Linked DNA regions of Mus musculus: regions 1 and 3 are each linked to region 2. Evidence: chromatin loops called from intact Hi-C (ENCODE). Cell type or tissue: gastrocnemius. All regions are shown on one strand. Links, peaks and the distances in the headings refer to the core of each region. The heading gives the core; the rest is flanking DNA.

The links. A loop is a pair of places that touch in the nucleus more often than their neighbours do. Peaks named below come from ENCODE experiments on the same cell type or tissue, not always from the same donor. Only the 100,000 strongest peaks of a DNase experiment are listed, where the experiment ranks them.
Region 1: a loop joins it to region 2, with 4 times the contacts of the local background. A loop is called at or near these places in 11 of 42 quality-filtered maps.
Region 3: it touches region 2 in a loop (9-fold over the local background); 19 of 42 quality-filtered maps call a loop at or near these places.

Annotation. Positions count from the first base shown.
Region 1 is chr15:3,287,741-3,298,637 of GRCm38, forward strand. It overlaps Ccdc152 (coiled-coil domain containing 152), which reads right to left. Exons shown (of 9, transcript NM_001166063.3): 3 at 10,361-10,466; 4 at 6,113-6,181; 5 at 4,640-4,704; 6 at 2,385-2,487. It also overlaps a transcript of Gm41254 not described here. Among named protein-coding and RNA genes, the nearest start is that of Gm41254, 5.5 kb to the right of the region's middle. In gastrocnemius, for the core only: no CTCF peak of the experiment used is centred there; no DNase peak of the experiment used is centred there.
Region 2 is chr15:4,038,234-4,049,130 of GRCm38, forward strand. Oxct1 (3-oxoacid CoA transferase 1) reads left to right here. Exons shown (of 17, transcript NM_024188.6): 4 at 9,232-9,367. Among named protein-coding and RNA genes, the nearest start is that of BC037032, 16 kb to the left of the region's middle. In gastrocnemius, for the core only: a CTCF peak has its summit at 5,096 (motif pointing left); no DNase peak of the experiment used is centred there; H3K4me3 peaks cover 513 bases; H3K27ac peaks cover 278 bases.
Region 3 is chr15:3,953,042-3,963,938 of GRCm38, forward strand. It overlaps Fbxo4 (F-box protein 4), which reads right to left. Exons shown (of 7, transcript NM_134099.2): 7 at 10,523-10,897. Among named protein-coding and RNA genes, the nearest start is that of Fbxo4, 21 kb to the right of the region's middle. In gastrocnemius, for the core only: a CTCF peak has its summit at 5,128 (motif pointing right); a DNase peak (open chromatin) is centred at 5,132.

The DNA.
Region 1 (10,897 bases), core at 2,518-7,517, 750 kb before region 2:
TGCCCTTAAGGAGACACTGAACTAAGGTTTTACAAGAATATTTACCTGTCTTAAAGATAACTTGTTTTAGAATTCTTTTCTAAAGATAAAAGGAACATTTTCTTCCTTCCTTTCTTCCTTCCTTAAAAAATAAACTAAAATTTTCATTTCAGTGTTCTTTATTGAAGGGCTTAAAAATATTATCTGTTAAGTTTTAGGTGATCTCATTCAAGATCACATTATAGCTTCTAAAATAAAGATAAAGACAAAAATAAAGTGCTTTTAATAGCAATACTAGCAATGTTTAAGAAGCTGTTGGTAGGATATATATTTGCAATAGTATTTTATTAATATACTTATAAATAATTGTTCACTGTGGAAATTTGTACTTGTTTAAAATAAAATATAAGCCATTTCTGTTGTTCAGAATATATTGACTTTATATGTATTTAGTTTACCCCATTAAATTACTACTATACTTAACTTAAGGGTTAAAATAGTACTCAAAGGAATCACTGACTATTAATCTTTACAAAATTGAACTTTTTGGTGCATCTCATAAAATTATTTGTAAATCAGTACCTTAGAAATTATTCTTTTTTAAAAAACTTGGTAAAAGGAATAATTAGGAAATTAAACAGAAAAAAAGTTTTTGTACTATTCACAAAGTTAAAAATATTTATTTACATTTTTCTTTTTTTTTACAGCACCATATTAAACAAAACAGTATCTTGTGCCTGGATTTCTTTACATATTTGCTTAATTTTGCCTTTTTGAGATAAGGACAAGATATACAGTCCTGGCTAGAGTGGAGTTCACACTGTAGATCAGGATGGCTTCCAGTGTGCAGTTCTCCTATTTCTGCCTCTCGAGTGCCAGTGTAGAGGCATGTGCCACCACACCAGGCTTCCTTCATTTACTGTAATGCTTCTAAGATGGTCACACTGAGGAAAACCAGTTGTCTGTTCCTTTTTATTGCTGTGGGTAGATGTACTATGAATTTTAAAACACTCGCACTAGTTAAGAATTTGTGTGATGACAACTCTGGGCTACTATGAATAAAGCTGCTATAAAATTTAGTCAGTCCTTCCTCTAACTCCTCCATTGGGGTCCCTGTGCTTAGTCGGATGATTGGCTGCAAGAATCTGCATCTGTATTGGTCAGGATCTGGCAGAGTCTCTCAGGAGACATCTATATCAGGCTCCTGTCAGCAAGCACTTCTTGGCATCAGCAATAGTGTCTGAGTTTGGTGTCTGCATATGGGATGGATCCCCAAGGACCCAAACCATTCAGGCAGGTCTTTGTGTGTTGTATGCTTTCATTTCTCTGGTAAATACCCCAGAGCGGCATTTTTGGGTCTCAGTGAAAATGTTATGTGGTGGTCATGGAAATGAACCTTTTAGATCACAGGAAAAAAATCAAAACGACTTTTATCTGTTTTAAAAGATCCAAAGCTATGTCTAATTATAGTCTAATTAATTTGAAATGTTGTATTACTCAGGTTAAACATCTTCTCTTATGCTTATTTTCTTCCTATATATCTTTGGAATAGTGTCTGTTCAATACTTTGCCATTTTCCTGTGGATTGATACATACTGCAGAGAGCTCACCATTAGTTATGGGCCTCCTTCCTCTGCCTCACGAGCTAGGATTATAGGTTTAGTTACTTTTTATATACAATGTTCATAACAAGCCAACCTACTATTTATGTGTAATAAGAGCTGCTTTACTGAAGAAAATTAGTAAAGTTATATTCCATACTGCTAAGGATACCATATTGTATTTAAATCTTTGATAATTAACTATATAAAGATGCTGTTTTCACATCAGGCAGAATCAAGCACTGTACTGGGTGGTTTTGTGGTCAACTTGACACAAGCTGGAGTTATCACGGAGAAAGGAGCTTCAGTTGAGGAAATGCCTCCATGAGATCTAGCTGTGGGGCATTTTCTCAATTAGTGATCAAGTGGGGAAAGGCCCCTTGTGGGTGGGACCATCTCTGGGCTGGAAGTCTTGGGTTCTATAAGAAAGCAGGCTGAGCAAGCCAGGGGAAGCAAGCCAGTAAGTAACATCCCTCCATGGCTTCTGCATCAGCTTCTGCTTGAGTTCCAGTCGTGACTTCCTTGATGATGAACAGCAGTATGGAAGTGTAAGCTGAATAAATCCCTTCCTCCCCAACCTGCTTCTTGGTCATGATGTTTGTGCAGGAATAGAAGTCCTGCCTAAGACAAGCACAAACATGAACAGAATTGAGAATGATTATATTTATGTTACATAAATATATAAAACAAATTGAAATGCATAAATACAGTGTTCATTCAAGAATACTACTATTGGGAAAATAATATGTACCTTTAAATTGTCATGCTATGTCTGAGTTCAGTAAGTTAAAATTTTAAAATCACCTTTTTTCTGCATATCAAGATAAAGTTTGCTCATTTCGGTTTTATGTTCCTCCTCTTTGATTTTCATTTCACTTATGAGTTTGGCAATCTTATTCTTATATTCCTAGAAAGTAAAATATACCCACTTTCCATAAAATAGTTATGATTTTTGATAATTAGAAAGGTAAATGTACCAGGTGACATTAATTTTTACATGTAACTGTATCCAATGCTTTTTATTTACTTCCAATTAATTTTTTAGTAGGCACACACAAAATAACAAGCTTCATCACTCACACATATGTATCGCTGTACCTTGCTCATGTGTGTTCTTCCCCTCCCACAACTGGTCCTTTCCCTTTGTCTTCTGCTAAAGAGACCTCTAGATTCTGCATCACTCAATGTGCTTTATTTGGTTTTTCTTCCTCTTTGTGGTCTCAGTGTGGACTATCTGCTACAGGCTCATGTGTCTGGATACCTGGTCACCAGGTGGTGATGCTGTTTTCAGAGGCTGTGGAAACTTTAGGAGGCAAGGCCTTGCTGGAGGAAGTGAGTCACTGTGCATGAGCTTTGAGATTTGATAGCCCGCCTCCATGTTCTGCTTAAACTCTGCTTCCTGACTATGGCTGCGGTGTGGCCGGCTGCCTCATGCTCCTGAGGCTGTGCTTCCTCCTCTGCTGTGATCTGATGGATCCCCTTAAACTGTAAGCCCTCTCTTCTCCCTCTCTTGAACTGTTCCTTGTCAGGTATTTAGCTGCTGCCACAGAAAAGTAAACAATGCACTGCCCACTACCCTCTCTTGTTCTTCCTCCCCACTTTCTTTAGACACCTTTGTCCTCCCCATCATACCACTTCTATTTTTTCACTCTTTCTCTTTCTCTCTCTCTCTCTCTCACACACACACACACACACACTCTCAATACTCACATACCTATACCTCTCTCTCTCTCTCTCTCTCACACACACACACACACACACACTCACTCACTCTCTCACATACTCACCCACCTATACACATAGAGTCACACGCTTATATGCACTCACATACTCACACACACTCACACATACACTCACATTCACACACATACACACTCTCACATATACTCATAAACTTATACACATACACTCACATACTTAAACACACATACACAGACACACTCACACACTTACACACATACGTTCTCACACACTCACACACATTACACACATACACTCTCACACACACAGTTATACACATACACTCTCACACTTACACACATACACTCTCACATATACATTCACGCACTTACAGACACACTCACACACTTACACATATACACATTCTTTCACACATTCACACACATACACGCACTCACATACTTACACACACTCATACACACTCTCACACACTTACTCATTCTCATACACAGTGTGACTTGGAAAGGAGCAGGGAAGAATTAAGGAAGGAGGGGAAAAAGGCAGAGAAAAGAGTGGGGAAGAAGTATCTTAGAGACATTAAGTAATCCTCCAAATCACAGGCAGAATGCTTTTTCTTACTGGTAAAGATTACTCAGAAGTCCCAGGTTGGGCACTAGAACAGGCCAGTGTTTTCTCAAGAGCTCCTCATACAGGAACTTGTCAAGAGAAGATCTTTCAAGCTAAGCCTGTACAGACTAAGCTTCAGTTTTGGAGATCTTTGATATGTTGGCTTTTGGCTATGAGAAAAAGGTGATACAAACCTCCTCACAGAGTAGAGGGATAGGGATTGGCATTTAGTTTGTCTTGTATTTTTGAGCCACTGTGTTATATGTTCTGCAGTTGCTATCACTACACTGTTTCTGAGGGAAAGAACAAAATGTAGCAGAGTTTCAATGGCCCTTGGGTGGAACTAATTTGTGCTCTACGTAAAGTCTCCATTATTTGGATGGTACAATGATTACCGAAATCACAAAGAATACAGACTCACTTCTTTTTTTAGTAAAAGAATTAAATAAAACTATTAACCATCAGAATATGCTCTGAAGTAAGTCTATTAGCACAACTGAAAACCATGTAGCAAAATAATTGCATCTCTTCTTGGTAAAAAGAAATAGTGTGTAAGTGATATTAGAACATTATGTTTTGTAAAAGAGACTATGATTTGCAAAAGTTACTGTCCATTTATTAAAGATTTTTACATGTCTAACATATATATACTACATTTAAGTAATTTTTAGTGATGTTTATTAAAACAACTTGCTTTTCCTTGAACAAATGCTTTTCAAGAGTTTAACTGAACACAATAGCATATAACTCACCTGTTCATGAGATTTTAACTTTTCTTTCATAAAATCAACATTTCTTTTTAGTTGTTCATTTTCATCTGTATACAGATAATCAAGGAATATATTACTAAATAGCAGTTAAAATTATCACGGGGATATTTATAACATTTTTTTTTCCTGAGACAGGGTCTCTCTGTGTAGCCCTGGCTGTCCTGGAACTCACTCTGTAGACCATGCGTGACCTAATTAAGTATGCACCCAACACTGCTATAAACTGGAAATGTAGGAACACAAGAAGTTACTGCTTCTCATAGACCTTACTAAGGTCAGATGCAATAGCTGTATTAGATAAACCTTTTACAGTGTTGCTGTGTTTGAAATAATGTGAGAACATGATTGGGGAAACCTTGGTCATCTTGACACTGGGAAAGGTTAGGGTTAGGGTTAAGGTTAGGGTTCTAGACATAGAGAACGAGGCAGCAGAGGTTGGGTTTGAGGGAAGCACAATCAGAGGCCAGTGTGATGGGTTCCATTGTAATTCTAGCTCGTGGGGCACTGAAGCAGGACTGCTGCAAGTTCTGGGCCGGTTTGGGCTAAATAATAAGTTTCAGGCCAGCTTACACTACAAAATAAGCCTCTGTATATAAACCCAAGGGGCAGGTATGGAATGCCAGGATGGTTCAGTGGACAAAAGCTACCACTTCCAAGCCTAAGGACTTGAGTTAAATTCTAGAACCCACAGGGTGGAAGGAGAAACTGACTTCTGCAAGTTGTCTTCTTTCTTACACACAAGCACCATGTGATATGTTCCCAGTCACCCAAGTTTCCCTTGAGTGAAAAACATACCAATAATAAGAAAATATTTTTAAACAAACAAAACAATATTCCCAGTGTTCTTTCTCCTATGGGCTGGAGACTAAACTTCTAATACATGGACCTTTGGGGCACATTTTATATTCAATCTGCAAGGGGCTACTTCGACCTTTGTGTAATGCTGCTATGAATATTAGTGTACAAAAACTTATGTCTCTGATTTTTATTGCTTTTTGTTCATATCTTGGGGTGGAATTTATGAATCAAATGGTAATTCTATGTTTCATTTTTCTGAGTAATCACCAGTTTGTGGTAACGCTGCATTATATTCCTACCAGCAATACAAATATACCTTGTGTTTTGAGACAGGGTCTCTCACTGGTCTGGAGTTTCCAGGTAGGTCAGGCTAGTTGGCCCCTGGATGAGCCACAGTGATCCACCTGTTTCTGTCTGTCACCAGGGTTGGGTTTTGTAAGTTGGTACTGCCACATGTGGCTCTCTTTTACTTCCTCCCTCCCTTCCTCCTTTGCTCCCCCCACACTCCCTTTTCCTTTCCTTTTCTTCCTTCCCCTTTTTTCTTACTTATTTGAGACATGGTTTCTACAGCTTGTACTCACGTGAGCACACTCACATTCAATCAATCATCTTTCCAGGATCCAAACCATGGTCTTAAGAATGATTTCTCTAACTTACCTTTCAAATTGTGTTGATATTGAACAGTCTGTTGTAGCCCTTTTATCATAGTATGAAGAATAATACATTCTAAAACATAAGATACATTTGTTTGAAAATCTTGATAGAAAGAGCTGAAAGAAAATAATATTCAACTTAAAATTATGTGATCTTACTAAAGCAACCAGACATCTCAAGATGAATTACAATATATAGCATTAGGGCTACTATTGTTACAATGAAACCTGGAGGCAAGAGTTGATGCAGATGCCATGGAGAAGTGCAGCTTATTGGCTTGCTCAGCCTGCTTTCTTATGGAACCCAGGTGTCCAACAGCCCAGGCATGGCACCACCCATAATGAGCTGGGCCCTCCCCCACAGATCACCAATTAAGAAAACACCCTAGAAGCTTGCCTACAGCTTGATCTTCTAGAACCATTTTCTCAAAGGAGTCTCTCTCTCTCTCTCTCTCTCTTTCTCTCTCTCTCTAATATTTTTATTGATTATGTTAGAATTTCACATCACTCACTCCATCATATTCATTTCCTAGTCCTCCCAAGTCCACTCCCCAACTTTATGACTTTCCAACACCAGAAGAGGAAGAGGAGGAGGAGAAAGAGAAGGAACACAACTCCAGTATGGTCAAACTCTCAGTGGCCAGTCCCTTAAAGAAAACAGTCCTTTCCCACCTGCACCACCACCAGAAGCCCTCAATTGTAACACATACACTACAGCATCCTTATTACAACTTTTAAGAGTGTTCTTTGATACTTTCCCTTCTTGTCTACCTCTTCTTCCAGGGGTGTTGGTAGTGGAAGTAGGGGTTCATACTGACACCTTCTATGTCCCTCTTTCTTAACTGTGAGTTTGCAGTCATCGATGCAACTGCCAAAGTAGCTTCCTTTAACCTTAAAGCCAGCCAGGAGCACCAACCACAGACATTTACATGGTCTCCAGTATCAGCATGTGCCACCAACCTCAGCATGGTCTTTAGTGATAGTATTATAGACCACAGGCATCAACATGGGCCTCTGTCCCAGCTTAGACTACAGACACCATCAGAGCCCTAAGTGGCATCACAGGCCAAGCACATCAATACGGCCTCCAGGACAACATGAATCAAGGACACCAACATGGCTTCAGGTGACAACAGACTACAGATATCAACACAGTCCCCTGATGCAGGACCATGAATATCAACATGACCTGAGGTGACTGCACAGGTTACTCACATCGACATGGCCCTGCTGCAGCACAGCCCACATATACCATGGACATCTGCATGATCCTTGGTGGTAACGGGTTTCTTTGTGTAGCTTTTCAGCCCTAGAACTTTCTCTGTAATGCAGGCTGGACTCAAACTCAGAGGTCTGCCTGCCTCTGCCATAGAATGCTGGGATTAAAGTAATGCACCACCCCCTCCCAGCAAGTTTACTCCTCCCTAAAGACTCTGGTTTGTGTCAACTTGATATAAAACTAGCCAGCACAAACAATAAGTACTTTATAATCAACCTTTATGTGAAATGAACCCCAACATTTCGTAATTACTTTTCTAAGGCACCGTACAGTAGAGATTTTCCCATGTGCCTTAGCAATGTTTTTCCTGGAAGCGACTCACATGTGGACATGTCTGGGAATCACAAAAAGTGTTTGCATGCAATGCTTCCAGGAATGCACACACTAAGAAGAGAGAGACAAGTCACAGTAAGGTTGTTCAAAGGTAGAGGGCCACAAAGGTGGAGGGCCACAGCTAGTGAGGAAATATAAGGTGAGGCTTTTGTTACTGCTGAGCAGTTATGTTCTCCTAGATTTGTAACTAAATCCTGGGCAAGAGGAGAGCTGTGAAAGGGTTAAAAACCCAAAACTGTGTTCCAAGACATCAGCTATCTTGGTGCCAGTGTCTTCAAAACAATGCAAAATATTTTCTTCAACCATGATTATTTTGCAAAAGTCCAAAGTCTCACGACTAGCACAAGGGACTACTGTTATGGTCTCTTACCCTTCCCTGCTCTCCTGTCTGTTCCCTCAACCACTCACGCAGCTCTCCGTCACCTTCTCTTCTCTTGTTGCTTTTACTTCCCACTATCAGAATGCTGGTTAAATTACATTTGCTTGGTAGGCATTAGCCGATAACCTGCTTCACATGTTTCTGTGTTAGATGATGTTATAGGAGAGATGTGTTCTGTCAGTACTTCTCTTTCTCGTAATGAACATCACTTATTTGAAGGAATCTAGCAATTAGTGAAATAAGGTAGGTGAAGTTTCCTCAGTAATTAGCAAATGAAATTCACCTTGAAGCTCTTTGCATACTAGTTTTTAAAAAGTATTTTAAAATTTTGAACACAAGATGGCAGGCTCACCACATTTTTCCCCACTAGAAATTAGGTAGCTAAGGAATTCATGAAATACAGTATCATTCAGTGATTTAAGCAAAAGCTTTTCATTATCTTTGCAAACTTAAATCTACATTATCCTTTTGTCCAGAATTTGTTATTCTGTCCTATTAAAAATTTCTCAATTATTAAGCTATTTTTAATAATTTAGTACACCAATATTGATTTTAGTGTAAATTTAGGATCTAGTATTAATTATCAGTTTGTTTATTAGTAATTATTTCATAGAGTAGTTTGAAATAATTAAATGCAATTAAAGCATCACTTCCAGTCTTGGACCTGAAATGTCTCCCAAAGGTTCATGGACTAAAAGTTTGGTTCTTAGCTCATGGAGCCACTGGGAGATTGTAGAAACTTTAAGAGACAGAATCTAACAAGAAGTTAGGTCTAAGAAGTGTCCCACAATGGGAATCTGTGGGACACTTACCTCATGATTAGAATTGGGGCTGTAGAAATGAGAAGTTTACAAATGTAAAGCATAGTTTTCATCGTATCATATGGTATGAAATCACATCATATCACATCACATCACATCACATCACATCGAAGGTGCATGGTGGTAGTACAGTATTAATTTTGATGTCATTGATCCTGTGGCTGAGGTAGAATTTACCCAGTTTGACACCATGTAATTTACATGTTCCACCTTGTTATGCTGTGAGCTTCCCTACAGAACAGGAATTACTTTATGAGTGTGCCTGGAGTCCTGCTCCACCTGTCTGAGGACAAATTATCTACATAAGCCAGTTGGATTCTGCCACACTGGAGAGCTGTTTCTTACTTTATTATTTACTTATGAAAGCAAATTAAGGCTATTTTGTTGATGAAATCACTACAGCTTTGGTCATCGAGAGCTCTTTCAGTTATTTTTGACAGTTCTATTATTATGGGTTTGTTTTTTCATTTCTTTCCCTTCTAAAAAATATTTTTGAGATGAGAAAGTCTCTCTCTCTGTATCTATAGTTGTATTAAAGTCACAATCCTCCTCCTTCAGTCTCCTGAGTGCGGGAATCCTGTAATGTCACACCATACCTGGCCTAATCCTACGTTAACCCGGTTCTTTTTATCAGAGAAAGGTATTAGAAGATAAGATCTAGGGACTGGATCATCCTACTAGGGCCTTTCAGAGACACAGCGAAGATTGTATATGCTCTTCACGGTCAGCTCTGAAAACATATATACATATTTTCTTATGACAACAATTAAAGAATAAAAGAGGCTAAGTATTTGAAAGCAAGCAAGCAGGGATATAGGGGAGGGCTTGGAGGAAGGAACGGGGAGGGGAAATGATATTATAATCAAAAAAGAAGTACCAAATAAAAAAGAAAGTATATGCATATAGTTTTTTTTAAATGTTTCCGCATTTTACTGCTTTCTTTGGGTGTGTGTATACACGTGTATGCATATGCATGACATGTGTAAGTCAGAGGATAGTTTTGGGTAATTGATACTGTTTTACTGTGGATCTGTATGTGGATTCTGTGGATCAAATTCAGGTCATCAGACTTGGCTGCAGGTGCCTTTACCCACCGAGCGACCGAGCCACTTCACAGCTTCAGTTATAACTCTTAAAACTGATGACTCATCAGTTTATGAGGGAGGAGCTCTAGTTTTGCCCCACGTGGTTTTATAGATCTGTACTAGGACTTCAAGTCGCCATTTCTTACATGGGTAGAACCTGATAGAAGACGTAACTTCCTTCAATCTGATTTTTTTTTTTAAACCTATGTTGGAGCTATACTATAGAGTGCTATGAGACAACACTCTGGAACATTCTATATGCACGTAAGGTAGGTTACAAACATGGGGTATAATGTCAGATACTGCAGTGAGCACCTTCCTTGATTATTATTTCTTTAGGCAGCAAAGAACTGACCTTCTTTCATCGAGGTTTCTTTTGTTTGCATTATTTTTAATAAGCTGTTAGTCTTTTCCAGCTGAATATCCAGAAGGTTGTTCTTTCCAGCAGTTTCTATCATTTTCTGTAGAAGAAATTGGGCATATGCTATCACAAAAATCAATGACACCATTTTGATTCTTCTGTTAAGAATATGAAGAGAAATGAGAACACAAACCATTTAACATCTGAAAGTCTAATAATTAAATTTGGGATATAATTTCAAATAAACCGTACTGTATTGAGCCTTCAATTTGTCATTTCTTACATGGGCAGCATCTAGTAGAAGACTCAACTTCCTTCATTCCAGGTTTTCATGTATTTTGGAGATACACTAAAAAGAGTTCAGCAAGACAGCAGTCTGGAAAGTTCTATGTGCACTTATGGTAGGTTACACATGCAGGAGAATGTCGACCAGTGCAGCGAGCACCCTCATGAGATGGGTATGACTTTCTGATTTACTTTCTATTTTAAAAGTAATACAGATGGTTTGGGAATGCAGGCCAGAGATAAATT
Region 2 (10,897 bases), core at 2,261-7,260:
AGCAAGGTCACACTTATTCCTGTAGTTTTGATGCCACATCTCATAATCTTAAGTGAAGGGGCTTTGCTTTACCTTCTATAAATATGTAAATTAATGGTTGATGTCTTTATCTGATGAGCTTTTATTTTTTAAATATTGTAAAATATATTGTAAGAATAAAAAAATTTTCTTTGAAGTTTTTCCTTATGTTCTTTGTATTAGAGGCTAATATGTATAAAACAAGAAGGACATTGATTTGAAATCTGTTCCAAGTTCTTTCTTTTGGTTATATCTTTACTCCAGAGGCCATATGAAGACATACATTGATCATGAAGAATGTTGTTGGTCTTGATTGGACGTGAAGGGCATGCTGTCAACTTAGCAGTAGGATTGTAAATCAAATGGTCATAATAAGCCATTGTTTTAAAAAGGCATGCACATGTTGGTACACTTGTGTATGTCAGAAAAAGCTATTTGTAGGCAAAACAGTTAGCTATCTAACCCGTTCCAACAAATGGATGAAAGAATTTAATTATCTTAAGATGTTTAAAAATGTAACTGAATTGGCAGTTTTGCTTATTAGCATAAAGGCTTTGAGAATAAACAGTGCAGATTTTCTTGGAAGCCGGTGATGGTAAGAGCTCATTTGGAAAGAGCTCATCTTATGGAAGGATCTGTAGAAATCTCTTTCAAAGTTCAGGACACTTAACCTTGTGTTGTGTGTGTGACACTTTTCATGAGGAAATGTGAGCAAATGTCTCCCCAAGTTGGATAGAGATCAGAAGGTAGACCATGGCAATTAATGATACCACTGGCATCTAGCTTGGAGAATCCATGAGTTTATTGGAGTTATTTACAGGAATATGGGCAGGGATTACTTATCAGAGCATAGACCATTCAAAGGCATTTGTGTCACGGAAAGTTTACTCTATCATGGGTGATGGACCCATGAAAACTGCTACCGTGGAGCTATCTTCCTGACTTACAGGGATCCTGAGAGGTTGGAAAGTCTTCTCCACAGTTCTTAGTACTTATATAACCTTGGGGTAGAACGGGACTTGTGAATCTGGTAAGTTTCAGGGACTCTCTGAGATTTGTTAGTTGTTTTTGTTGTTTGTTTGTTTTTAAAAATTCCCAAGAGTCTTAACAGTCTCGCAATGTTTCAGTTAAAAGGAAATGACTACCAAACACTTTTGTATGAGAGAGTGACTGTTGGCCTTGGTGACATAAACACTGCTTTAGGTTCACACTTCTGAATATTTTGATATGTTGACAAAAAGGTTGAAAAGGCTGAGAATTCATTGATTTTTTTTTGGATGACCTTCAGATTATAAGCCAGTGTGAACCAAAAGTTTCATAGTAAACTATCTGTCAACCATTTAACTCAAAGCCAGTGGCAAAACGGGCATGTCATGGAGTCCATGTTACTTTTTTCTTGACAATATTATTTTGGGTTATAGATATAAAAGAGTGGGATATAGAAGATTCCCTGCTTACTTGGAGGTTCATTGGTTAATTCACTTAGTTACTATGTAAGTATGTATGCTTCTGACTTCTTATGTATCATATGAATCAGGATTAGGAGAATTTTGAGGGTATAATGAGGAGCCCCTCCCTCAAAATAAAAATTCTAGTTGTGTGCCAGGCTCTTCAAACCCGGAGTTAAATGCAAGTGGACTCTGCTTTGCTGTATGCCTTGTTTTATTTCTAGAGTGGCTGCTCTGACCTCATTGAGCAGATACTGGCCACGTTGTCTTGACTGTGAGCACTCTTTAGGGCTTTGTTATTTTGTTTGGGAAGGGCCAATGATGTCCTGTGATGTGTGCTTGTGTTTATGTGCTTAGCTCATGAAAGACTTTATTTGCATCATGGGATCGAACCTTACAGCCACACATAATGTTTTTCTTTTATTGTTATACTTCTGATACTATCAGGGTAATTATAAATTATATGATTGAGATGAAAATGTGTTCCTAAATGAAAGCAAAGGAAGTAAGATTTCCCCAATACTTACGTTTTTAAAATAATTATTTCCAGTAAGTGAAATTTTAGAAAGTAGATATTTAAGAGAGTATTTTGGGTTTTTTTTCTCTCCTTGAGACAGGGGTTCTTTGTATAGACCTGGCTGTCCTAGAACTGGCTCTGTAGACCAAGACCTGGCTGTCCTAGAACTGGCTCTGTAGACCAGGTTGCCCTTGAACTCAGAGAGATATGTCTGCTTCTGCCTCTGGAGTTTTGGGTTTCGTGGTACCACACACATGGCTTCAAGAGGTTAAATTTCAGATTCAGAAATTAAATATTTTCAGAAGATGGATGTCTTTTGTGCAGTGTCACATTAACAGATCTCCACAGATTTTTGGCTTTAGAGTTCTTTTAACCACTAAAATGTCCAATCCTACAAAATTCAGAGCTTTCTTTCTTTAGGTATTCTAGAGAAATGTTGGCTTCTGGAAGTAAGCAGTACAATCTGTTGGAAACTCCATCAGCATCACCCTCAGTATTGAGAGCACAGAGCCCACTAGCATCACCCTCAGTATCGAGGAGCAGAGAAAGAAAGAAAGGAAGGAAGGAAGGAAGGAAGAAAGAAAGAAAGAAAGAAAGAAAGAAAGAAAGAAAGAAAGAAAGAAAGAAAGAAAGAATCACCCTTAGTACCAAAGAGCACAGAGGCTCTTTCATGCTTCTTTCTCTATTAGAAATGGCATGTCCCCATTTGCCCTGGGGTTCACATCTTTGGTCTTTGTATCATGAGCCATTAGGTGTTAGGGATATAGCTTACTTATTATTTTATTTTTATCATCCATGATGATACTATTACATCAGACAAATGTGTTCTCTGAGGTCATGCATTAGAGACACTGCAGAAAGACACACTCTGTTTGTAAGCGACTAATAGACTTTTCAAGGCCTAAGCACTGTTCTTTATCTGTTCCAGTTGTTGAGAATCTTAGGCATTGCCTTGTTGCTATGCCAGGAGACTAGTCTAAAACAAAGCAAAGGCCAAATACATAGTCAGCCCCAGAGCCAAGATCAGCAAATACAGAAGGTAATCTTTAAATAGAGCCAAAATGTGTAATGTGTTGCAAAAATATACAGAAACAGAGAGGTGTGAAAGAGTGGTCAGAAAACTTCCAAGTAATGAATGACCTACTGTGTTTGGGTTTTTAAAATGGACTCTGTAGGCTTAGAGGGAGCTTCAGACATTTAAAATTACAGAAACCAAATGGGCTTTTTTCTGATTGTGATTTTATTAGTCATAGCTCAGTATATTATCCCTGGTAGCTGAGGAGTTTACCAAAGGTACTCCTTTAAAAGGACAGATTATAGTGGCACGAAAGCAGCATGACCCTTAAATAACCCTGTAGACAATAACAGAAGGGTACTGTTGTCACTGGTGTGTGCCTGGAGGCCTTACGAGAGCCAGCATTTAGTGGTTTTATACATAGAAGGTGGGGAAGAGAGCGTGAGTATTACTGATCCTGCCATCACTGTTCTCTGGCCCCTAATCTCTCTGATAGTGCCTTCCCTAGGCTCACCCCAAGCAGCAGGCAGTGGCCAGAGAGCTTCTTGGTTCATGGTGGATGTTGGCCACCCTGGCTACTGAACTGACTGGAAGCTAGCACTGGACCCAGAGGGACATGTAGGGAATACAGAGTGACTGAGCTGGTCAGCTTTGATGTCACCCATCATTCACTGAAGGACTGTTTGGACTGGATGAGGGCACAGGCAGGGGATCCTGTAGGGCTGAAAGCTAGCTGAGAGCGAGCAAGGATCCCTGAGGGATTCCCTTTCTGCTCTTGACTGTGATCGGGATAGTTTAATGTCCTGCCTTGTCTTTCCTGCGATGGGGGACCATTGCCCGCCTGGAATTCTAAGCTAAACGCATGCTTCCCCCTGCCCTTTGTCAGGCTGCTTAGTCACAGGATAGTTCATTTCTGTTCCAGAAGCTCTGGCTGGAAGGGGCATGTGAAATGCAGCAATACATTCTTTTGACAAGTGCTCACCAAGTATTTCTGCAGTCACCTTTATTTGTCATATAGCTGACAGGTGCTTGGGATGCAGAAGTGAAAGAGAAAACAGAAAACAAAACCAAAACACACTACCACTACCACCACGACCACCCCTTTCCTCCTCCTCCTCTTCCTCCATCCCTCCCCTCCCTCCCCCCCAGCACCAGCAGGGTATGACCTGTCACAGACCTTCTGTTCTATTTGGGAAAGACAGATAATAGGTAGTCAACATAAAAATGGGCAAATTTTCTGATACATTGGAAAGCTGTGTAACATGGGGTAAAAAAAGGAAGCAAGTAAGCAAGAGGATTGGGAACCAAGTAGGGAGGCTGCTGTCAGCAATCAGTGGTGTAATCAGGATGATGCTAAGGTCGCCTCTGAGCCCACACTTGAAGGATGTGAGAGAGGAGCCAGCCGTGCAGAGAATAGTTTCAGAGACAGGAAAAGGCCCTTGGGGAAGCATGTCTGGCAGGACCTGGGGAGCTGAAGGGACAACAGAGAGGCAGAGAAGTGACAGAAGACTAGCCCAGCAGGAATGATGTCAGAGACAGAGAAGGCGTGCAATTGGCAGGCTTTGCCTGCTGCTCTAGAGCACTTTGCTTTATTCCGAATGAAGGCTACCTTTGCAGAGTGGTGGCCCTTTCTACTTCTATGTTTTATAAAGTGTTATTTGGCTGCCATATTCAAAGTAGATTGTAGGGGCAGAAGCAGAAGAAGCAGATGAAGCAGATGAGGTTGCCCTAAAAGATGGTACCAGGTAGAACGGGGAGCAAGAAACGGTTTGATGCCTAAACAGGTTGTGGAGATAGACTTGGTGGGTGGAGAGTTAAAGATCACTCCTCTAGGTTTCTTTCTGCCCATCTCTAGGAGGGAGCTGCTGAGCTCTGCTGCGCACCAGGCTGCTGAAAGAAGCTAAGTTAGGAGGGGGAATTGCTAACGTCAAGCAGGGCCTGAGTCTCAGGAGCAGGTTAGAGGAAGGGTGCTTGAGGAAGGGCGTGGAAGAAAGAGAAGGAGGAAGAGGAAGGAGAAAGAAAACCAGAAGAGAGAAAGAACAGAAAACTTTACTCACTAAGAAGACAGTATCTCCGGCACCTGGAGCCCTCTAGTGGACAAGTATGTTATTAACCCATAAGGCTGTTTCCCCCTTTAAAGAAGTTTTCAAAGTAGGAAACTATGGGGTGGGGGTTTGCTTACTGTCTTCTGTACTTAGGGGAAGATTGGGTAGATGAGAAGCCACAGCCCTGCCACTTCCCCTCTTTGCCCTGGGTGAGGTGAAGTCGATCTTGTGTGTGATCTCCTTCACGGACTTCATTGGAACCTGTTAACGGAAACTGCACCAGGAAGGGAAAGGAAATGCTGCTTAGCCTTTAATTTTCTTTTATAGAGAGAGAGTGAGAGAGAGTGAGCGAGAGAGAGCAAGAGTGAGAGTGAGAGAGAGCGAGAGAGAGCGAGAGAGAGACAGAGAGAGAGAAAAGAAAGAGAGAGAGAGAAAGAAAGAGAATGTAAATTGTATAGGTATTTTTATGCCTCTGGTGGGTAGGAAGCACAGATTTCTGAATGATTAACAGTTTCTCGTTAACTGTAGGCCTCGAGGGATGTGGTGTGCAGGATGCTGTGGGGAGGGGAAGAGCAAGCCTACAGATCATGAAGGAGCCCTGTGAATCGGAATGGGCACTGGTGAGCCTGTTAACAGAACATAGGCAAGTGGTCGTTGAAAGAAATGCTAGTAGTTTGTCCCACAGGCTGCCATACTTAACACCTTTGCATGTTAAACATGTGGGATGTTGCTAGGGGCCATTGGATTAATAACCCCAGTTCACTCTTCTGTTAGGTCCCGTGTGTCTGTGCCAGGCAGCTCAGCTGGATGAACCGTCTCCCCAGTGTCTCTTGATTGAGCGACCCCCCTCTTCTCCATTGCTGCCGCCTCCACCTTAGTTCAGACGCTCACCGTCTTTGACCTTTCGCTGATCTCCCTGCCTTTGATGGGGTTTTCAGAATCCATGGTATAGCCTGTCTCCTGTCAGCTGAATTGCCATCTAATCGCCTGCCATCTTCTGTCCTTCAGGATGAAGTCCCTCCAGGCAGATCACAATCAGGCCTTCCTCCCACTCCTGCCTCTAGTCCACATGCTGTTCCTTCTGAGCCCTGAGCAAGATGCCTCCTGCCTCAGGATCTCCATCTCTGACCTTGTTCTCAAACAGTGTTTTCTTTGGATTCTGTGTATTTTCACCTCTGTACAACCTTTTCCCCTTGCTAGACTTTCTCCACCCCCTTCTCCATCTGTGGTCCTTGATCTTCTGTGTTCCCATCATGTATTCTAAAGACATCACTTAACACATCCCTCCCCTCTGCTGCAATTACAGGCTTCCTGTTTATTTCCTCGGAACTCTCAGGTCTACACAGGGACAGGCATAAGCCTTCTCTGGGCTGTAGCCACACAGGCTGACATCCCTTCTCTAGGGTGGAATAAGCACTCAGTCTGGGCTTGCTGGATGAGTGAGTTGTGCAGACCACACAGCCCAGCAGAACGTGAATGTGGCCCTCAAGAGGAGGAAATACAGGCCGCTGTTTCTAAGAAGATTTCACAGTCAATCTCATTGCAGTTTTTCACATAATTTATTTTTTTATTCATATTACATCCCAGTCGGAGCCCCCCTTCCTCTTCTTCTCCTAGTCCTGTCCTTAGAAATCCCTCCACCCATTGTCCCCTCCCCACTTCTCTTCAGAGGGTTCCCACCTTGGGACTCTCATGGCAGTTTTATCCTTTAAAAAAAACTGTAGATACCTAATATAGAGTGATATAGAAAACTGACCCTACATAGATGTACCAAAGGGACTTTACAAGCTGAGTGGCCATGTAGCCAACACCTGTACAAAGAACACAGGACAGGATCAGTCTCCGGAAAACTCACTTCCTAATGCCTGCAGTCACTTCAGTCACTGGGAAGTTGTCCCCCTGCCCCATCTACATTATGGACACTTTGGACCACACACGTTAATCCTGTCAAAGTCTGAAGCCCTCGTAAAGGAAGTGATTCAACATGCACACGTTTGTGAATAGCTTTTTTTACTCAGTGTTCTGTCTAAGTCTGTCCGTGGTGGCTAGTGCAGGTCCACTGTGCAGTCTCGTTGCTGTATCTGACTGAGTTGTCTGGATAAACTATAACTTATCTATTCTGTGGATGGGCAGGTGGGAGGCTCTCATTTTGCCTGTAATGGGCACTGTGTTGAAGGATGTATTATATATGTTGTCTAGTGAGCATTAAGTATGAATTCTGGTTTGGTAGAGACATGAGAGGAAATGATGATTCAGTAGCATAAGGATGACTGTTTTCAGGGTTGTTGTTGTTGTTGTTATTATTATTATTATTATTATTAGTGTCAGAGTATTATTTTTTCAATGCTAACAGTGTCCCAATGCCACTCCCTAAAGTGGTCGGTATACATTCATCTTAGCACACGAGAAAAATCCTTGTGTTTCATGCCCTTGCCAACTGACATGTTTTTTTTCTGTTTATAAATCATTCCTTTGTTGTCTAGATTATACAATCATATCTTTGTTATATAATCCTATTTATTTGTTGTTATCAGTATGATTTTCACTGCCAAAAATATTTGATCCTTAAAAGTAGTTTTCTATAGCCAGCCCTTGGCAGGTTGAGGTAGGAGGGTCCTATGTCCCCAGCTGATGTGGATTACATAGTGAGACTGCCCCAGACAGACATACCAACCTGCAAAGTTTGTTTTCTCTCTCTCATTGCCTAGTGAAGTTCCAGAACCTTTGAGTAGGAGGGAAGCTTCCATTCAATAATTCGTCTATCTTATAACAGAAATTGTGCTTTAAAATGTAGGTACACCATATACAGTTACCAAACCCAGACACTATTGTGGATACCAACAAATGCTTGCTGACAGGAGCCTGATATGGCTGTCTCCTGAGAGACTCTGCCAGTGCCTGACAAATACAGAGGTGAATGCACACAGCCATCCATTGGACTGAGCACAGGATCTCCAATAGAGGAGTTAGAGAAAGGACCCAAGGAGATGAAGGGGTTTGCAGCCCCATAGGAGGAACAACAATGTGAACCAACCAGACTCCCCAGAGCTCCCAGTGACTAAACAACCAACCAAAGTGTACACATGGAGGGACCTATGGCTCCAGCTGCAGATGTAGCAGAGGGTGCTTTGGGGGTCATCATTGATAAGAGAGGCCCTTGGTGTTGTGAAGGGCCCAAGTGTAGGGGAATGCCAGGACAGGGAAGCAGGAGGGGGTGGGTTAGTGAGGGGGGGGGTAGGGAAGGAATGGGATAGGGGCTTTTTGGAGGGGAAATGAGGAAAGGGGATAAAATTTGAAATGTAAATAATGAGAATATCTAATAAAAATGTAGGTACATTTTTTCTTTGAAAATATGATAGAAATAAAGAAGAAATATATTCATCTGGAGATATAGTACTTGCTTCATATCTAAGAATAATCTGAGTTCTTTAGAGTATTAAACCGAAATATATGTATTGTAAGAGACATAGGATTCATTTTGCTACCTGCAGTCTTTTTGTTTGAGAGGATTGAGAACATTCAAGTATGTAACTCTTGTTAGGTAAATGTCTGTGATATAGGACAAATGTTCTTAGACTTATGTATAATGTGGGTCATATTTCAATGAGTGTGCGCATCTTTATCTTAACTCGAGACCCGTACCTTCCAGCTGGACACAGAAAGCCTCTGCACAGCGCTTTGGGGTGTTTTCGAAGCATCTTTGTTACGTTCTCTCTCAAGTCCACTTTGCAGTAGGAGAAAGAATAAACGTGTTCTGGAGCTATGGGATGGATGTGGGCTGGAGAGCAATAGCTCTGCCCTTTACTCTCTGAGATCTTGAGGAGGGGGATTTGAGATAGGATTTTACTGCATAGCGCTGACTGACCTGGAACTCATCTGAAGACCAGGCTGGCCTCAACCCCAGAGCTCCACCTGCCTCTGTCTCCCAGGTGCTCGGATCTCTGTCAGCTTTTTAAGCTGTACTCTCCCCACCTGTAAAATAAGGACATCGAGCAGCCTTGTGAGGTCTTGCAGTGGTGAGGGGTGGAAGGAAAATGTGAATAGAATTTTTTAGATTTCTTTTCCTCCAAAGTATTAAATTTCACATCTTAAAAAAACCAAAAACCAAACAAACAAACAAAACCCAAGATATTAACAGTGTTCTGTCAGACAGTCTCATGGTTATCAATTCCCTTCCTCTCCTTTTAGGGTTGACAACTTCGGCCTGGGCCTTTTACTTCGATCCAAGCAGATAAAACGAATGATCTCCTCATATGTGGGAGAAAATGCAGAATTTGAGCGACAGTTCCTTTCTGGTGAATTAGAAGTAGAGCTGACACCTCAGGTAAGGAAGTCTCTCTGCGGTTGTTTCACAGTGCTGGTTTATAGAAAACTTCCATTTTTCTTTCTTAAATTTTTGTTGTTGTTTAAGACAGAGAGATGGTATTTGGTCCAACCAAGAAATTTTGTGTCTAGGTCACTTCTGTTGGCTCCTGGAGGATTAATGTTTTCCAGATCTGTGGAAGATTAGGTATTTCTAAGTAGAAAATATTCAAGCTGCTGGATACAATTTTTAATATGACAATACAGTGTCCATGGAGTCAGAAACAAACAAAATGACTTGCTGAAATATCTGAGATTATACTAAAAGTCAGAGTTGATGAACGTCAGGGTTGGAAACTTCTTTATACTTATTAAAGTGTTTAAACTAAAAGAAGATAATGTTTCTTTCCTCAACCAAGTGGCGCCATGCCTCTCTTTCATCCTTCTTTGCAGCTTCAGGGCTGGGGTGGGAGGAACACTGATGAGGTAGGTGATAGGGACTGTCTTTCCTTTGGGGAAGCAGGGTCACACCAACAGGGGTTTTGTCAACAGGGGTTTTGTCTTCAGACATAACTGTCCTTTCAGGCTCTTAGGCAGTGGACAGAGAGATGGGGAAGCACATTTGGTAAGGGCAAATGGAAAAAAATATTTTAAAATGAGGAGATGTTATTATGACTGTTTTAATGGTTTAATCTTTTTGGATGGTATTGGCTTAAAATACAAGGCAAAGTAGAGTCATGCATCTATTTGGTGGAACAGAGACCAATTAGCTGAGGAATATGACTTCCCACGTCCCGTTTGCTTCAGAGTTACCTGCGTACTCGGATGGCTCAGTAGCTGAGATCCTGTTAGTTCCTTTGTTAAGCATTTAAAAGCCCCAGGGCGTTTAGGGTTCTCAGGTTGGGATAGTGTGAGCAGTGTTACTGATAACCTTAAGTTCTGATTTCGGATTAGCTAACTGGCTGTCTAGTAAGCATGGGGCAGTAGCACTCCAGAAGTGGTCTCAGTATGAGAGAGAGTCAGGGCATATTCTAAGCCAGAGTTAGTGTCCTACAGAAAACCTGAAAGTCAGCTGGGGCTGGGAGAGAGCTAGGGAATCAGTTTGAAATCATCTGTCTCTGGGAGAGGGAGAGTGTCCCATCATAAGGAGATACAAAGAAACCTCTATACCTGTTTCTATCGTGAAACAAAACTTTAAGAACACCTAGTTTTTTATGAAATTTAAAGTATGTAAATATTCATTTATTATTATTATTATTATCATTAGTGTGTGTGTGTGTGTGTGTGTGTGTGTGTGTGTGCATGTGTGTGTGTGCGGGCATGTTCATGCCATGGTGCACTGGTGGTAGTCAGAGGGCACTTGCAGGAGTTGCTTCTCTCCTTCCACTGTGGGTTCTGCCGATTGTATTCAGGTTGTTAGTCCTGTGTATTGTCTTACTTACTTTTCTATTGCCATGACAGGACAACCAAGGCAACTCACAAAAGAAAACCTTTAATTTAGGATGCTTGGTTGCAGAGGGTCAGAGTCCATGCTCATCATGGTGGGGAGCAG
Region 3 (10,897 bases), core at 2,301-7,300, 85 kb before region 2:
GATACAATTTGAACCTCTTTTCCTCAAATCTTTGCTTCTATTTGAGAATGAGTTCATTCACCAAGAAATTAGGATAGAGATGGTCAATATTGTCCACAACATAATTACACTTGAGACATATATTATTATCCTCCAAACTCTGATGGATACACTTGTAGCAAAAGCTGTGGCCACATTTTGTCATATATGCCTCCTCAGTCATATCAAAGCAGATGGGACGCTCTCTTATTTAATAGACTTAGTTCAAGAACAGGTTGAAGAACTGTATAAAGTTGTACAAGCTAATTTCTCTCAGTCTCTTGAACAGAGTCACCTCTTATCTGAGTAAAGCGGAGCAGTTGTCCAGAAAGCTGCTCCTCCAGATTGCCAAACTCAACAGCACTCAACTGGACCCTGTCACCTTGGGGGACTTCACCTCCTGTATCACCAATGCCTTCTCATTCTTTAAGGAATGGGCGGGAATGTTGGCCTGGGGGGACAGTGGTCCTCCTGGGTTGTGTCTTTTGTATCTGGCTATTGTGTCGACTCAAACGAGAGCACGCTCAGTATAAGGCAGTGGTGTACCACGCATTGATGGTGATTAAAGATGGTGCATCTCCCAATGTTTAGCTGGCCTCTTTAAAAAAAAAAAAAAATTAAGAGTTCGCCCTAGGTCATCTGGCAGTTGTAGTCACACAGATCCACGGTATCCAGTGATGGGCAACTTTCCTTATGCACAGACCAACCTAAGACATGGGGCCTGGAGGTGATAGGGTAACTCTATGACGGGTAAGGCTGTGACATGAAAGGATCGACTTAAGACAGGAACCGTGGCCAATGGACAGACTTGCCCAGACCTAGTACAGCATCATATTATTAAAAAAAAAGGCGGGGGGGGGGGGAGATGTAGGCAGCCAATGCTTAAAAGATGGCACTGGTTTCCTGTATACCGTCGCTGTAAACAACACAACTGCACAGGTGCTAGCCTGAATCTGGTGCCAACACCTCCAGAGCAGGTGCATGCAAATTAAGGTGCCGGCAGACTGACCAATCCCAGGAGGACACAAAGCTTTTCCCTGTGCTGGGCTGTATATAAGGAGTCCTCCCTGGGTTCCCGGGGTTCCCGTAGCAGCATCGAGGTGTTCCTGCAATAAAGCTGTTGAGATGAATCCGACCGTGTTGTGTCTTCCTTGCCGGAAGAGGTGGGTGCGACATTACACAGCAGGAATGTGTTGGAGATATGGCAGTTAATAAACACAACCACTTCCTTACCACTTCACAGCTTTCAGTTTAGTAGGAGCTGCACTTCTTTGATTCATGTGTGCGTGGCATAAATGTACATATTCTTATTTTGAGGGAGTGGCTCGTCCCTGATGATCCAAGCCTGCTAATATCATTAGCTACCTAAGAGTGGGCCGTACACACATGGATGGCTTTGAGTTTAATTTTATTTAGTTACCCTGGTCCCTGTTTCTGCAGGGCCACAAACCTGAGGTCTCAGCGTACATAAATATTAAAGATAAAATTATAGTGTATCTTACTGACAGGTTGTGTTCTGGTGCTTGGAGAATATGTGTATTTAGCACTGTCAGAATAAACACAGACACATCACTTCATCATAATGAATCTCACAGTCATGGTTTCTCCAGTGTTTAAAGAGATACTATGATGTATGGGTAAAGTAAAAAACTGGGTATATCTAGCAAGAGGTTTCTGTACTATTCCAATTTATGAGGAGGTAAGAGCAATACAGACTTCCTTTTCAACGTTCTTATGGCCTCATGCTGACTAGTGGATTTTAAAGCTCCATATTCTCCTCTAGGCTTAAGTTGTATTTATTTCTATAGCTGGAGTTGCAGGATTATTTCTTTGTTCTTAGATAAAAATGTGAGACCGTATGGAGACTGCTATAGGGAAGCCACCTTCAGAAAATGTACTGTTTAGCTTCAGTCTCATGTTCTTTTGACAAAATACTGAAGTAGGTAAGAAAATTATTATCCATGTTATATCCACTCCCTTTTCTCAACTTCCACTCCTCACACAATTTCCCCACATCTCCTTCTTCCTGCCCAAAGCACACTGTGCCCCGTGTTACAATTTTAGCAACCATGGGATGTGTTGCATCATTGCTTACAAAGGTCAATGCCGCAGCAGCAAGAAGCAGGACTCCTTGTTTCATGCATTCTGCAGCCCTAGAGCCTTAGTTTCTTTTTCTGTTGCCAAGGCAGCCTACAAAAGAAAGCATTTAATTGGGGTTACAGTTTCAGGCAGAGCCCATTAAAGCAGAGCAAAAGTGTGCTGAAGGGAACAGAGAGAGCTCACATCTTGATTCTAAAATAGGGAAGAAAAAAAAAAAACACCAGAAAAGGAAAATTTCTTGAAGCCTGAAGCCCACCAAAGGTGACACACCTCCTCCAACAAGACCACGCCTTCTGATCCTTCCCAACACTTCCACCAACTAGAGAGCACATTCTCAAGCATGTGAGCCTATGGGGGCCAACATCATTCCATTCATCATATGTAAATTCCAAGTGAAGACAATCTCTGGCCAGGGGAAAATTCTCTTTAAAGTGGATTAATAATAATAATGGTACAGAATACACAAAATACAGTCCACAGAACTCAAAAAGCTCAGCAAGATGAAGAATCCAAGTGAGGACACCTCTGTCTCCCAGTCCCACTTGTTAGAGAGAAGAAAGCAATCACAAGTGGGGAGGAAGGGAAGGACCTGGGAGGGAAAGTGAACAGGTTGGAGCATGGGGAATGGAGGAGAGATGGAAACCTGACCTGGTATTGGGTGAGGGAAAAGGACTGAAGCCCTGAGAGCCAGCAGAAAGAATGTATACAGGCAACCTCAGGAAATAGGATGTTTCCCCACCCCCACCCCCCAGAATGCACCAGAGACCTGGGAGGTGAGAGACACAACTCTGATTACATGAGCTGAATCTAGAGATCCCATCATGGAAGGGGAGAGTCAAATTCCCCAAAGTTAATTTCCGACTTCCACAATGCACCCTGTGGTGTGTTCAGACCCATACTTACACACATCATGCACCCACACAGACGTGTGTGTGTGTACAAATAATAATTGATTTAATGGTAAAATCATAAAAATCAAATCTAGATATTTCAATAAAATGTTAAAAGAGCAATGAAGCATGTTTGAGGTCTAAACATATATATGCTCCGAGTCTAACCTCATTCTTTCTCCTCTGTCTCCTTCAACCGTCTGAGAATCACACAAATAAAGTTATGAACTTCATTTCTCGTCTAAAGATATGTCTTAACTCTTTAGCATAGAACAGATTGTTTCAGACTCTGTGACCTATGGAGTCACCCACCATATGATCTCATTCATCCCAACTGGGAAAGTGTTATTAGACGCGTTCTCACGCCCGGCCAGGAAGAACACCACAGACCAGAATCTTCTGCGGCAAAGCTTTATTGCTTACATCTTCAGGAGCAGGAGTGCAAGAAGCAAGAGAGAGAGAAAACGAAACCCCGTCCCTTTTTTAGGAGAGTTATATTTCGCCTAGGACGTGTCACTCCCTGATTGGCTGCAGCCCATCGGCCGAGTTGACGTCACGGGGAAGGCAGAGCACATGGAGTAGAGAACCACCCTCGGCATATGCGCAGATTATTTGTTTACCACTTAGAACACAGCTGTCAGCGCCATCTTGTAACGGCGAATGTGGGCGCGGCTCCCAACAGGAAAGGAGTGTGGGAGGGGAGGGAAGTTCTTTGACAACCCTTTAGACAAAAATTGCCCAAAGTCTACATATGTCTATTGTTAAGACACTTATGTATGATTCCCTTGAGAAGTCTATACTTGTCTTTAGGGGTACTGTACTGTTCCTCAAATTCCCCCTCCTGATTCCTGTGCCTCAATACGGGTTAAAAATCTTTTCTGAACAGACTCCAACTTTGCTTCATATTGAAGCATTCTGAAATTTCTTCCTCCATTAGAGTCAAGAGTCCCTGCTCCACCCGGGTTGAGGTCTCTGAACTCTTCAGACTGCCTTGGCTGGGCAGCACTGAGCTATATCTCCTTCTCGCTCTGCCCGTAGTAACTGGAAGTTCCATGCAAAGGATCTGTATGGATGGTTGTTCCAAAGGAAAAAAAAAGGATTTGTTTTTATGACTGGAAACTGTGCTTGTTTTAAAACAAAATTTTGGCCAGATGTAGTGGGGCACACCTTTAATTCTAGCACTTGGGAGTCAGAGGCAGGCAGATCTCTTAAGTTCCAGGCCAACCTGGTCTACATGATGAGTTCTAGGACAGCTGGAACTATACAGGGAGACCTGTCTCAAAAAACAAAACAAACAAATCAAAAATACAAAACAAAAATATTGTCTTCCTCTTTATTATTTCTATGATTAACATGCAGAAATTATAAGGCAAAGACTCACAGCTCAGGAGAGGAGGCCCTGTATAACAAGTTCTCGGAAAGTAAAACTAATATTCTACGGGGTGATGTGATCACCTTAAGGGCCTTCACACATCTGAATACGCCATACGAGGATTTAAAGATGGACAAAGCTGGCAACAACCTGTGTAGATTAGCCCGACTTGTGGAACAGTTCACATGAAACGAGGAAAGCAAATACCCAGACTCGGGAGCCAGATACAGACTGCCGGTAAAAACGACATCAGTGTGACAGAGTGGGATTTAATCATCTTCCTCTAGAAGAGGGCTACCCTGCTGGCAGAGGTGCTGAGAATAAGTCTGCCCCACCGAAGACGAGGTCCGGCTATGATGAACTAAATAAAGGTCGGACCTTGGAGATGGGAGCTGTACCTATTATGCAAAACGTGAGGACTTGAACTGTGGAGGTTTAGGGGAAGCAACAGGGAGAGAAAATGTAAATGTCAGAAATAAAATTTCCACAAACATGAAGAAAACTGAAACCAAGATACGCAGACCCCTATCCTCCTACTCGTTTACCTTGATTGTGGATGCTGAAATGCATCCACTACTAAGTGTGGGTGCTGACGCAGGATGGCCACGAGTTAAAGTGCAGGCCAGCCAGAAGGTTGTACAATGAGACTCTGCCTTGAATAAACACATACATAAATAATCAAACAAATAAGTTATTAACAAAACCACACACAGATAAAGAATATACAAAACCTGCGCAGCAGCAGAGAAACAGAAGAGGGCGCCAGAAAGCTAAGAAAGGTAGTTTGTGCTCATTCCTCCCTTTTTGCCACTTAGAGCTAGCCTAGAAAGCACTAGGTACTCAAATGAAAGGAAACTAAAAACTCTGCATTCACATAAGTTACTGTAATCAAAAATACCAAGTGAAGAGCAAAACATTTCAGATGAGGAGAATTATTGCAAAACAATTTAGGCAATCAAATGAAATATCCTTAACCAAGCATTTGCAGGGATTTAAAGAGTCTGAAAAAAATATATAACTCAAAGTTAAACTAGAAATTTGAAAAAACACAAAATAATGTGAAATGAGACTTTACTGAACTCTGGGACCAAATATAAACTATTACCTCAGAACTGATGACTAAGTTGGAACATATTTAAGATAACACAGGCCAGATCAAGAATATAATAACAAGAACAATAACAAAAATGTAATCACAAGAACAGTACAAACATGGAAAACATAAAAAGACACACTATTCTATGAGTTGTATTACATGTTTGTTTGCAACATAAATTGATATTATAACACAATAGGAAATAAGTTAACCTTGAACATAGATTAACAGAAAGGCAATGGCAGCATATATAAAACAGTAAATATAATAAAATAGTATGTGCTAATTTTACAGACAAATAAAAACAGACTTAACCAACCCTTTTAAAAATTGTAAATTGGCTTACAAAACAAAACTAAACCCTACTATACTATACCTAACATACTCATTTTAAATATTTCAATTCAGAAAGGCTCACTCTAAACATATAAATAAGAGTCTACTAATTTCATTAATGATTTTTTTCATGAGGAAAATTTCAAATTTAAAAATATTAAACAAGACCAAAATTTTACTTCATAAATCTGAAAGGCCTAATTTACTAAAATGAGTGGTTATGGATATTCACTTAATAACACAGACACCATCTTAGTAAGTCAGGTACAGAAGATCCCAATATTATCACAATTGTTAAAAAGTTGCATTGGAAGAGCCTTTTTTCTACTCACTGATTCCCTCGTCTGTATATAGTAACAGTTCCACTTTCTGGAAGTCTAGGGATAGTAGAGGGATATTTTTCAGAATTTAAGAACAGTCTTCTGATAATGGTGGCATAAGGAGTTTATGCACTTCTTATGTCAAAATAGGGTAAGACAAAAACAGATCATCCTCGATCTGTAGCATTGGTTCTTAGAACCAAGAGTTAGAGGGTAAGAATTCCATAGCCAGTATTAAATGTAATGGCATGGGCATTTTTCTATTAAAGATATTTCAGAGAAGTATAGAAGTTGGATTAGTAAGTTAAACTAGACTCAACACTTTTGTATTTTCTTCAACCAAGATACACAGAAAAGCACAAACAAAATATAGTAATTAGAAGGTAATTCTTCAATGTACTTCGATACAAGATTGATACAGTAAATCATGCTTTAAAAAATTAAATATTTAGCTAGCAAATTTTTGCTCTAATTAAAATATTTATGATATTCTAATGAGGAGACACTGAAAATCTCCCAGATGACTTCATCTAATCTTGTCTCTTAAAATGAATAGAATTTGTATAGCCGAGTTTTCTAGTGAGCAAAGAAATAACATTTGATAACAGCAGTATTCTAATTCCCTGAATGTCACAAACACTAAACAAACTCTTTTAGAGAACTTTTCACATCAGGCACTGTCTTGAGTACTTCAAAATGCTTATTTTTTTGAATCTCTTAAGAACCATATGAGGTAGATGCTGTAACTGTTTCTGTTGACTTTATATTGAAGAAAATTTGGAAACATAGAAGCAAAGAAATTTGCCTAAGAGTACAAAACCAGGACTTTAAGTTGTGGTCCCACCCTTGATGGTTAGAACAGGCAATGTTCCATATAGGTACACTTGTTAGAGCCCTCAACCACTCCTCAGTTACTAATGCTGTTTAAGGAGATTATAGATGTTTGAGGAGGAAACACATCAGTGCAGATGGGCTTTGAGGGTCTATGGCCCTGTCCCATTTCCAATTCACTGTCTCTTATTTCTGGGTATGGTTGAAGATGTGATTTCTAGGGTTCCTACTCTGGCCACCTGTTGCCATGCCTCCCCTGCCATTAGGGAACTGTCTCTGGAACTCTGAGCCAAAATAAACACTTTCGTCATGGTGTTTGGTTCTGGTGTTTCATTGCAGCAACCAAGAGTAACTAATGCACCACTCCAAACTGATTTAAATGTCTATGCAGGCAATGACTACATTATCTGTCACTAACAGAGTGAAGTGGAAAAAGAAACAAAATAATTTCTTGAGGCTTTAGCAACAGTCTGAGCCCATATATTATACAAACCTGCTTAGTACTAATTCTGAAGGTCAGGGTTGTAAAGGTGACATAAGTCCCATCACAGAGAGAGAAAGACAGAAGGATCATCACACTGTGCAGTAAATATGAAATAATGATAACTATAGGGGAAAATGAGAGTACAGAAAATGTTTCACAAGATATAATTGTGCTCACTAATTAAATAATCATAGTGAAGCTACTGTACGTAGACACCACATTAGGAAATGCTTTAATAAATGAGTCTCGAAATTTTCATCACATGGTGCCTAAGAGACACTATAAAAGCCAGAAAGAGGCTCAACTAAGACAAAGAAGGTCACAAGACAGCACTGTATCAACAAGACAAAAGGAATAAAAACATTCTTTTCTCTTAATCCATTGAAGAGCAGTTGGTGAAATGTAAGACAGAAAACAAAGCAATAAGAACACCTCTTTACTTTAAGCCAGAACAACAATAGATGCAAAGAAGTCTAAATCACATGAGTTCTTGTGTGACTAAAACCCAATCTGCTTTCTTGGGGCCAATAGTGTATTTGTATATAAGTGGATGCAATATTAGCCTAGAAGCAGGTAGGAACACCCACCCACCACCACTCCCCCCTGCCCCCTCCTCCTGGGAAGAGAATAAAAATAGTACTGCCTCTTCTGATGACAATAAGATGAGCCTAGTGGGTTGGTTGCAAATAAAAGACATAAAGTGGGGAAACTAATCACTCTGCCTAACAACTCTCCCTGCAAAGGAATTCTGCTAAGAGGAAGGGGAGGGGGAAGCAAAGCAAAACAAAACAAAACAAAACACCCAGGAACTTCTCAAAGGCTTAGGCTTGGGGAATCCTCCAAAAAGGCACAAAGCAGAAAGCAGAAACACACAGGCAACAAAGGTCTCTCTAGGTGAAGGAATCAAAGCAATCAGTTCCTTGACTGCTGGATGCTAGGGACTTGCATAAAAGGAAAGAAGAGACATAAGCCAATATGAGCCACACGTAAACAAACAGAAGTCTCAGCTCCAAATGAGCTGGGCCCATCAAGAAACTGGAAAGATGACCCTTCTCTGCAGCTGGCTCATGAAAAGGGGACCATGGGTGAGCTTGCTTCAAAAAGAAAATACAGAAATTACGTAGTTCGAAGTTTAATATTCTTTTTTGAAGTGCCCTTTAAAATGAGGCACATGAAATAGATGGGAAATGTAGCCTCAAATAAAAGGTGGACAGGATGGCAGGTAGAAATACTATGGTAATAAAAATTAGCAGAAAAATGCTAAGAGCCAAATGAAAAAAACTAAATACAAAAATATTACTGAGGTTCTTAAAAGTTAACAGATGCAGTAGGAAAATGTAGGAGAAAATGTAGGAGAAAAAAAGGTGTGGGGGGAGAAGAAGTTCATCTAGGGCATCAATAAATAATGGCAGCATTTCTTCCTGAGACGATGAGAATAATCTCATGATGATTAGCTTAATAGTTACCTGTAGGCTTAGATTCTTCAAAACCTACTTTAATAAGGGTTCGTAAATGCTTTAATCTTCCTTCTAGCCCATTACCCACCAGAGGTATTGGGAAAGAAAGGTTATTATGATTCGGGGGAGTGGACCTGTTTGGAAGTAGTTCTTTGGAGCAAATCCAATCTGCATTGTCAGGAAATTAACAGTTCAGCTCACACAAATCAGGAGTCAGCAACTGCAGATCAGTCCAGAAGAAGCATGGAGGCTCTGTTGTATGTTGTTCAAAAGTAGTTCCTTGGGGGAGATTTTAATCTCCAATTGTGGGGATGCCACCAGTCAAGTTCAGTAGCACAACCCAGCAAAAAGCCCAATTGGCACAAGTCATCAGGAGTGACCAGGACCAACAGGGCTGCCAGCAGTAGTTCTGTGCTGTACCTCTCTCAGCAAAATGAAGGTGTGTGACCAATGAAGCATTGCAAAACTAGCTATACAAGCCTCTCCCATCTCTGTCACTGTCCACTGAGTCCTATTTATAGCCCTTCTAAACATCACGTGTCCTCCCGTGCTACTCACACTCCAGGCTTGGCAGGCTGAGAGGCCTGGAAGCGCTCACGAGGCAAAGAGTTTCACGGAAACTCACCTCCTGGAGCTTTGGCGTTCTCAATAACCCATATACTCATACCCTATCCCCACGTTAGTCTGGTGTATGGACCCACGTGCTCTCTTTTAGTATTATCTTATAAGTGCCTTTTAAGATTGAATTCTGAAATAGCTAAGCCTTCGCCAGTGTTCCAACATCCCAGAAAGTCCTTGAGCTGACCATGGGCTTGGAATTCAGTAAGAATGTTGGCTATTCAGTGACATTCAGAATTGCCTCTGGTATTACACTATCACTTAGAATAAAAGCCAAGTTGCTCCCATATACAGGAATTTACAATGGTTTAGGAAGTAGATCAGGCTGTGGTTTTAGAGTATTGCATTATTCATGAGATGGTTAGCTAGAGCAGAACTCCCTAATTAGAACCATGACTTGGGTGTGAAAGCCCTTGCCCTAGGAGTGTAAAGACCTTACACCTGGCTTCTAAGACTATGGCTGGCCTTAGATAGAGCTGACTTTGTCTCAGTTGTTTTATTGTTCAGTTCCTGCCAGTCTTTGTGTGTACATTCTGCTGTTTAGTGTAAGAGTCATTAAGCATCCGGTAACCTCATTTGTACCTTGCTGATGTGTCACCTAACTTCCCTATTTTCTTCTGTATAAAAAGTTTGATGCTCAATTTGACAAATTACATTCAGATTCTACACAATCTCCTGTGTGCATCTCTCTGTCATTCAATTCCTGCCAACTCCTTGCCCACCTGTGACCAGAGACCCATTCCACACAGACAAAGGGACCCAGAGGGTCTGCGGCACTCACGAGGGTCTTAGCAAGATACCACGTTGAGTCCTCTTAGTAAAATCTCCATGTGAGTCTGTATCAGCTGACATATCCAGAAATTTCTACTTCTCTCTGGCAATCAGGAGTCCACAGAAGTGGCAAAAAGCCACCAGAACATTCCCAGAAGGTTTTGGGTGCATTTCTTTCTATGTAGTCACTTGCAAACAGTAACCAGTAAGAAATAGCAAGGCACACCAATACCATCCAGCATTGCCCATCGTCTGTTGGACTATATTTATTTTCCTTCTTAACATCACACATGCTTTCACATGTCTGCATTGACAAAACCTCCTTTCACCTGTATTCCCCAGCAAAACATAATTTGACATAACTGACTTTCCAAGATCCCAGAAGTTTCCACTTCAGTTACAGATATCTAATACTGCTACACTAACCATAGAATTGGGAGCATACTGATTACTGTGTTGTACAATTTTTAGAAAAGTTAATGAATGCTATTTACAACCTTATGCCAATAAAATGAGCAATTTATATGATATGGAAAAAATTGCTTGAAAAGTACAACCAATACATACCCAAGAAGAAATATCTTATTTTGGATACTATGTTCTT